Linked DNA regions of Homo sapiens: all the other regions are linked to region 2. The links are chromatin contacts, found by Hi-C or POLR2A ChIA-PET in ENCODE. All regions are on one chromosome and are shown on one strand. Each heading gives the region's core, a stretch centred on a gene start or an enhancer-like site at or near the end of the contact. The rest is flanking DNA. Distances are from core to core; before and after follow the strand shown.

The links. Hi-C counts contacts between places; a loop is a spot of excess contacts on that map. ChIA-PET counts read pairs that join two places held with the same protein, here RNA polymerase II (POLR2A). Pooled maps may share reads with other maps.
Region 1: a map of DLD1 shows a loop between it and region 2 (5-fold over the local background). The contact joins two enhancer-like sites. A Hi-C loop is called at or near these places in 2 of 168 maps with a recorded cell type or tissue (DLD1 and breast epithelium). POLR2A ChIA-PET finds 5 or more read pairs at or near these places in 7 of 52 experiments (CD4-positive, alpha-beta T cell, GM12878, H1 and 4 more).
Region 3: a map with no recorded cell type shows a loop between it and region 2 (2.7-fold over the local background). The contact joins two enhancer-like sites. A Hi-C loop is called at or near these places in 1 of 168 maps with a recorded cell type or tissue (HepG2), 18 of 37 single-sample maps with no recorded cell type and 7 of 50 pooled maps. POLR2A ChIA-PET finds 5 or more read pairs at or near these places in 14 of 52 experiments (CD8-positive, alpha-beta T cell, GM12878, H1 and 10 more).

Annotation. Positions count from the first base shown.
Region 1 is chr2:121,616,084-121,618,783 of GRCh38, reverse strand. The region is part of intron 1 of CLASP1 (cytoplasmic linker associated protein 1); the gene reads left to right. Among named protein-coding and RNA genes, the nearest start is that of CLASP1, 32 kb to the left of the region's middle. RefSeq lists an enhancer at 1,029-1,078. Within about 2 kb of position 1,328, at least 4 of the 41 ENCODE cell types and tissues checked have a DNase peak (open chromatin) inside an H3K27ac peak, as active enhancers do; they include GM12878, where a contact is called at or near this core.
Region 2 is chr2:121,560,567-121,563,266 of GRCh38, reverse strand. The region is part of intron 2 of CLASP1 (cytoplasmic linker associated protein 1); the gene reads left to right. Among named protein-coding and RNA genes, the nearest start is that of RNU4ATAC, 31 kb to the right of the region's middle. Within about 2 kb of position 1,251, at least 4 of the 41 ENCODE cell types and tissues checked have a DNase peak (open chromatin) inside an H3K27ac peak, as active enhancers do; they include GM12878, where a contact is called at or near this core.
Region 3 is chr2:121,595,602-121,598,301 of GRCh38, reverse strand. All of the region lies in intron 2 of CLASP1 (cytoplasmic linker associated protein 1), which reads left to right. Among named protein-coding and RNA genes, the nearest start is that of CLASP1, 53 kb to the left of the region's middle. RefSeq lists an enhancer at 1,247-1,316. Within about 2 kb of position 1,426, at least 21 of the 41 ENCODE cell types and tissues checked have a DNase peak (open chromatin) inside an H3K27ac peak, as active enhancers do; they include GM12878, where a contact is called at or near this core.

The DNA of each region.
Region 1 (2,700 bases), core at 79-2,578, 55 kb before region 2:
GTATCTAGAATTACAGAGCTAGAGAACTCTAGTAGAATTTCTAGTATTTGTTAATTGAAATAAAAACATCAAATTAAGAATTTAGAAACACTTTTTATATTATTTTTGCATTAAAAAATTCATAATACATTCATAATGCATAAAGGTAAGCTTGAAAAATATGAATACTTTCTCAGTATTAAAACATATGAATATGATATTTTGTCTGTATAGATAATTCTTGGTGTATGTATGGAATAATTATCAGACATCCTTCTAATAAGTTTCCCCTTTCATCCCAGGAGTGAGGATCAGCAATGTTTACAGGTTGGGAACCAGTTCTGTGATCTTTCTAGACTGCTTGTTTCCTCTGAACAGGCCGCACACTCTTGCGTCTGTGCTTTGTCCATATGTATTTGCACATTCCTTTTACTTGTGATGTTTTCTACCTTCTCCCTTACCTCTACTTCTAAGAAAGAATGGAACTCAACTTATGACTGCCAGTGACTGTTTGTCCTTTGATTTTCAGCCCAAGCAAACTTTATTCTTTGGACGAGTATTTCTGGAGTACCTTGTTTGCAACAGGCATTATAGGCATTAGGTGAACAAAATATAGTTAGGTCCCTACCTTCTTGAGGCTGACAGTCCTGTTGGGAAATCAGACAGTAAATACGTGGTAGAATTGCACCTTAAGTGCTTGAAAGTAGAGAACAGCATGCAGTGACAAGGGAGTACCCCTAGAATGGCCTTCCAATGGGTCTCTGAGGAGCTAGCATTTGAGCTGAAGTCTGAAAGATGAAAAAGAATAGCCGGGCCAATATAGGTGTAAGGAGAGTTTTTGGCAGAAGGAACAACATAAGCAAAAGCCCTGAAGTAGTAAAGAGTTTGGAACCAAAAGGAGGCCAGCGTATATGACTAGAGCTCAGAGGTATTTGGCTTGGAGATACAAATTTGGGAGACATCAGTTTATAAGCATGGGAATGGATGCTGGTTATTTTGGAGTGAGCAGTGTGAGGGGACAAGAGGCATTGGACTGAGCCCACCAACAGAGATCTGGAAGGTGGGTAGAGATGAGAGATGAATTAGTAGATGCAACCAGAGAAGTAGCAAGAAGGCATAAGCATTTGTTTTCACACAAGTAGGGAATTTTTGAAGAAGGAAGGGGCGATCGACTTTGGATTGCTGCTGAGTGGTGTAGTTTGTTAAGTACAGAAAAGTCTTCCTTGGATTTGCCAACATGGCTGTCACTGGTGATTCTGACAAGAGCTGCTCTTGTGGAGTGAGCAAGTGAAGCCAGATCAGAGGGTCTGTGGAGGGGACAGGAAGTGTGCATCAGTGGAGCTGGCTGGTGTAGACAACGGCTTAAAGAAGCTTCACTGTTGATGGTGTCATTGATGAAAGGCATGTGAGCTCAAGAGAGGGCCTTTGTAAGATGAGTGATTTAGAGGACATTTACAAGCTGCTGGGAATGAGCTAGCGGAGGAGAGATCGCTGATTCCTGGGAGCAGACAACTGGAAGGTTATAGGTCTGAGGAGGCAGAAAGGAGGAGTTGTTGTCATCTGTGTGGGTGCTGAAACCATTAAGGAAGCTGAGAGGAGATAGGGAGGGAGTCAGGGAGACTGGAGTGTGAGTCTGCAGTGGAAGACAGGGAAGGACCTGTGACTGACAAATGAAAGCTGGGGCTGCCCCGGTGCTGAGCTGCTTGGTGCTTAGCTTAGTTGGTAGGTGCAGTGCCCCATCCTTGCAATTCCCAGTTGAAGCATTACTGAGTTCCCTCAGGCAGTTTTATCTTCCTTCCTCTTCTACCTACAGCATTTTCTGCAAACTTCTGGTTTAAGACTTGTCCCCATACTATTTTGACTGTGTTTGTCTCTTTCTTCTTTCAGGCAGTGACCTTCTTGAAGGCCTTGATGAAGTCTCTACAAAGTTTTGTGATTTTTAGTAGTTAGCATAGTTCAATACCTGTCAGAGTAAATGCTTGCTCACTGAGTGAATGTGTGGGCCTCAAAATGAGTGGGACAGTGGGAGGGAGAAAAAAGAGAAGGAAAGGACAGAAGGAACAGGTAGACTAAGAACAGACTTCCTGCTGGCAGGGCATGGCAGCGCGTCTTTCTTCGTTTTCGATCATATTGTAATTGTTGCAGAAATCATCCTAATACAGAAAAGATTGTCTTATTGATAGAAATATGCTGACTTAGTGTGAGTAGATCCTGCTAATTTCTGGCTTTAAACTATCATACCTTCTTTCTGGCATGAAACTACCATACCTTCTTCCAGAACTGGCTTTAAATTATCAACCTATTGGCTTTAAATTTCAACCCTGTTTTCCAGGGAGATTTTTATTTTTTATTTTTTTGAGACAGAGTTTTGCTCTTTGTTGCCAGGCTGGAGTGCAATGGTGCAATCTCTGCTCACTGCAACCTCCGCCTCCCAGGTTCAAGCGATTCTATTGTCTCAGCCTCCCGAGTAGCTGGGATTACAGGCGCCTGCCACCATGCCTGGCTAATTTTTGTATTTTTAGTAGAGACGGGGTTTCACCATGTTGGCCAGGCTGTTCTCGAACTCCTGACCTCAGGTGATCCACCCGCCCTGGCCTCCCAAAGTGTTGAGATTACAGGCGTGAGCGACCGCACCTGGCCCCAGGGAGATTTTTTAATGTGGTTATTGATTAACTGGTGCTGGTAATTTAATTCCTTCTTGATACTCTGGTATGGAATATT
Region 2 (2,700 bases), core at 2-2,501:
TGTTCAGCATAATATAAACTATCCTATGAAAAAAGTGGAGAAAAATCAAGTGCCCACTTATGTTATCCTTGAGTGTTGTGGTTAGAGGTCAGAGAAGGGAGAGAGAAGTGAAGGCTACTTGGCATTGGGGGAAGCCTCCAGTTGAGAAGAGATGCCTTGTACTTGATTTGAAAGGGGTCAGTTGGGAGGGAGGGCACACCTTAGGAGTGTGACACCAGATGGGGCAGGTACATTGCCCATCCCCAACCCCAGGAGCCTCAGCCAAGTGCCTCTGGGGAAGTGTCAGTCACGTGATTAGCTTGGCCTGTGTTGGGACTGTCATTGGGACTCAAAAAGATGTGTGCATATAACATTTTAAATTTAGAAGAGACATGAAAAATAATTTAGAACAACTTCATTTTACAGATGGAGGAACTGAAGCCTGGAAAGGACAGCTGACCTCCTTTCCAGATTCTGAAAGAATAAAATCGAAAGCAGGAGAGGGTTCTCTGTACCAGGCCACATCATTGAAAGACAAAACCTGAACAATAATAAAACCCCAGAGGACAAAAGCCAAGCTTAAGTGAAATTTGCCTGTTGTGCTTCTGTGCTTATGTTTGATCTCCTAGTAAATAATTGAAGAGTTTGAGGTAGTTCCCCAGTGGAAAGGTTTCTAGAATAGAGATTTGTCTGAAAATGTTCAGAAGAGCTGTTCAGTATTCTACTCAGTTGATTTTATGGAGGGAGTCATAGGACTCTCAGTGTTGGAGTAACTAGTTGTGTTGTAGCCTGTCATGGCTTTGGAGTGATTTGTTCTTTGCTGGATGACTAGATAAATCAGTAAAGACAGAATTCAGGAAAAGGGATGAGAGATGGAATGGGGAGGAGACTCAGATTTAAAGAATGCCTTGTGCTAGGCCACGTGCTGAGCATTTTCTATAAGTCAGTTCCCCAAGTCCTCTGAAGAACTCAAATCCTTCAGCACATGTTTGTTCCGCACAGGTTAGCAGTGGTCACAGGCAGGCCCTGAGGGTGGACTGCCTGCCCAGGTTCCTGTGCTGTGGCTGGCGCTGGGCTTTGCTCAGAGGAGTCAAGGAGAAGTCACTTGGCCCCAGCTCTAAGAAGACTTGCTGTCCAGGACAAAGATTGTCAAGCTGTTTCTCTAAGGTTCATAGTGAGAAATCCGTTTTATGTTGCAACCTGTAGGAACACATTAGTCCCACAGTCAGAAGTAAAACATTTCATCTCAAGAAAAACCACAGAAGACAAAGAATACTTGTCTAACATTAAGCCCTAACATAATGTAGTTTTGAGCCCCTTTCTTGTAAATTGCCAGATTCCCTAATGAAAACAGCTTTACCTCTGATTTTTGCAATCCTGATGCCTGCAGACATGTAATAACCCTTGTAGATAAGCCACTCAAAGGTAGGAAACTGATGATTTTCTTCAAGGGAGAATAGTGAGTGTATCAACTCTAACTTTGGCATTTCCTTTCCCCTTTAAATACTTGCACCATCCTTTATTTAGAGAGCCCAGTATTTCAGAAGGCCTGACTCACTTGCCCTTATCTCCATCTAAATCAAGGTTTCCAACCCCTGGCTCAGAAGCCCAGGACAGTTTTGAATGTGGTCCTACACAAATTCACAAACTTTGTTAAAACATTATGAAATTTTTTTGCAATTTTTTTTTAAGCTCATCAGCTGTCATTAGTGTTAGTGTATTTTATGTGTGGCCCAAGACATTTCTTCTTCCAGTGGGGCCTAGGGAAACCAAAAGATTGGATACTTTTGATCTAAATATTTGTCTTATTGTTCCATTTTGTCTCTAGTTTTTCTAATAGTGATCGTATGAGATCAGTGCACTGCAAGCTACTCTTTTTTAGTCACTGCAGTATTTAAGGTAAGAGAAAAGAAAGCTTTAAGATAGATTTTACAGTAGTAATTCTTTGCCTAGAATAATAGTCATGAGTCTTAATCCTGGTTCCCAGGTAGTTAAGGAGATATAGTTTCTAAAGATCAAACCTATAGTATACCTTTATTATTACTTTTTCAACTTTGTATTATGAAAATTGCAAAACATTGGGCTGCGTGTGGTGGCTCATGCCTGTAATCCCAGCACTTTGGGAGGCCGAGGTGGTTGGATCACCTGAGGCCAGGAGTTCGAGACCAACCTGGCCAACATGGCAAAACCCTGTCTCTGCTAAAAATACAAAAATTAGCTGGGCATGGTGGCCCATGCCTGTAATCCCAGCTACTCGGGAGGCTGAGGCAGGAAAATCACTTGAACCCAGGAGGCAGAGGTTGCAGTGAGCCAGGATCGTGCCATTGCACTCCAGCCTGGGCTCCGTCTCAAAACACAAAAAACAAACAAACAAAAAAAACAAAAATTAGCCAGTTGTGGTGGCAGGCTCCTGTAATCCTGGCTACTTGGGAGGCTGATGCAGGAGAATTGCTTGAACCTGGGAGGCAGAGGTTGTGGTGAGCTGAGATCGCGCCACTGCACTCTAGCTTGGGCGAAAACAAAAAGAAAATTGTGAAACGTACACAAAAGTAGAGAGAATGTTTTAATGAATCCATGCACCCAGCATTTAACTTCAAGGATTGTCAGTAACTTGCTGTTCTTGAAATGCCTGGTACTGATGTGATACCCCTTATTCCTAGAGGTGGAAATAACCGTGGAGCAGAGGGATGTTCTTGGATGTGGATTCATTCTCCACTTTGC
Region 3 (2,700 bases), core at 177-2,676, 35 kb before region 2:
TAATCATCTACAGTGAGCTGGCCTTGAACTTTCTTTGGTAGTAGAAGCCATCTGTGGGTTGAGTAATTGGTTATTTAAATAAGCATACATTCAGAACAGCACTATGCTACACCATGGCGGTGCTGTTCAACATGGAAGGATTTGTGAAGGTTCCCTGTTGTCATAGTGACCATGGGAATCCTGGAAGGAGACATTAAATAATAAAAATAACCCCAAATTTTGAATATGGCTGTCCTCATTGATCTGGTCTCCTCTTCCTGTCTGCCTTAAAACTTGCAGAAAGGGAAAAGTGGTGGGGATAGGTTCTTGCACTCACTTCCAGCTGCTTCTGTTCTTCCTTCTTCCCTCATCAGGTGAGAAGGGATGAAATGTTAAGAATGACCTGTCTTGGAGAGACCGCCTGGGCTATGCAACTGGAGGGAATTGGGGGGGGACTTATGCTACGCAGCTTTCTCAGGTCATCTTGACAGCTTTGATTCTGCGCAGCAGTGCAGTAACATGCAGCCTCACATCCACACCACACCAGTGCAAGTACCTGTACCTTTACTGGGATCATTGGAAACAACGTTTCTTAGCAGGGGCTTGGTGCTTTTTGTGAATACAGTCCCACAGGCCTTTCTCCGCAGTTTCAAAATTCAAAGCACTCTGAAAGCCTAGTGTTTTTAATTACTAATTTGCCATTTGACCTGAAGTGAACTAACATGAGACTATTTATAGTCTGTATGTACCTGGCTAGGCTATGTTTCACTACAAAAATATTAATGTGCTTGATTGTGAGTTGCTGCCCCGGATTCTATTCAAGGGGCTATATTACACATACACACACACATACACACTATCTCTCTCTCCGTGCACTATTTTATCTTCCTAAAAATCTGAAAAATTCTTTATTCCAGAATATACCTGGCCTCTAGAGTTTTGGATAAGCAATTGTGGACCTGTATTTAATACTGTACAATAATAATGATAGTCTATGGCTGTGGTGCATTTACTGTGAGCCAGAAATTGTGCTAAATATGTGTTCATTTTTTAAATTGTAATTACCATATGAGGTAGACATTATTTTTCCCATTTTACAAATGAGAAGACTGATGCTCAAAAAATTAGCTAACTTGTTCAAGGTGATAAAACTAGTAATTAAGATTTCTGAGACTTGAACTCAAGTCCTTATGCAACAACCAGAGTTAATTAAACACGTATGATGTGCCAGTTGCTGTACTTACACAGTAGGGAAAAACTGGGTACGGTCCCGGCCCAGTGTCTAAGCTGTCTAGGTCTGTCCAGTCTGTGTGGGCTTCATCTCCGTGTACATTTGTCTCAAGGCCCATTCCGTGCTGCCTTATATTTGAAATTTGTGGGTTCCCTATTAACCCAGAGCTTCCTTTTCTTCTGCCCTGTGGTCTGATTGGAGGAACGGGGAGGGCACATGAGAGGGCGGTGCACAGTGTAGGATAGGAAATAAGTCAGTGCTAAATTGCATCATAGGAATTTGTATAAATTCTGTCATGCGGAGAAAGAAGAAACATTAGGGTATGCTTAGTTGGAGAGGCCTTGACAGAGAAGTGGGATTAAAGAGGGTTATGAAGAACCAAAAGGTGTAAGCTGCAGAGGGTTCTGAGAAAGTCTCTCTTCCTTTCCTGTTTCTCCCTTTCTGGTTAGCACTTCCTTGGTAGACTGTAAAAGATGTAGTCTCTCCTAAGCTGCTTTACAGAGCACATGTTACCGCTAGATCAAGTGTGTTTATGGGCAGGAGGAGACTGTGTTGACAGATAAGGGAGGTTCCTCTCATTTCCTTTGCCTATCTCCAAAACCTTGGCTTTCATCGAGGTTTTTATTTTCCCGCTTGTGTCCTTGAGAGGAGAGCCAGAAAAGATTATTGGATTCAGATTAAGTGACTTCTGTTTCCTTTTCTGGCAGTCTCCTCGCTACTGCCACCAAGTGACACATCTTTTCAGAGACTGTCCATTTTTTTCCAGGTTTTCCTTGCAGTGTTTGTCCTATTGGCTGTAGGAGGTGAATTTCCATGGTTTAATCTAAAAAGACAGGTGCCTCTGTCATAAGTAGAAAAGCTACAGTTAGCAGCACTAAGCAAAAGCAAAAAACCTTAGGAAAGGTTATGTCAAGAAAATTTATATGGATTGTTGGTAAAAATGGTGTCCTTGATGTATGTAATTAGTGGCATTTCTTCCTAAATGTGTTTACCTATATGCAAGGGCAACAAAGTGTACTGAAAGTATTTTAGATTTGAGTGTGAATTGTCTGGATTCCTCTTCTGGCTCTGCCACTCATATATTTGAGCAGGTAGCTTTCTCTCTAGAATGTATTTCCTCATCTGTAAAAGGGGTCTGATGATATTTACTACATAGAGGATTCAGTAAGCCCATGTATATAAGCCCATGTAGTGCTTTTAATATGTAGCATGTGGTCAGTAAAAGGAAGTTGACGAAAATGTATATTATGGGACCAAATACTCATAAAATCTGAGGAAAGTTAACTTTTATGTGGGACTGAGGTTACATGTTTTCTTGTGGCCTAGTCAGTTAGCCTGTGCTCTGGAACAGAGGCCTTGGGTCTCTTGTAATAAGATATGAATCCATCAGTTGTTCAGTGTTGATAATAAAGTCCCTGAGTAGAGCAGCAGCTGGCTGGGAAGTCTGTGAAGGGTGAGTTAAAAACTGACTGGTATAAAACAATCCATTG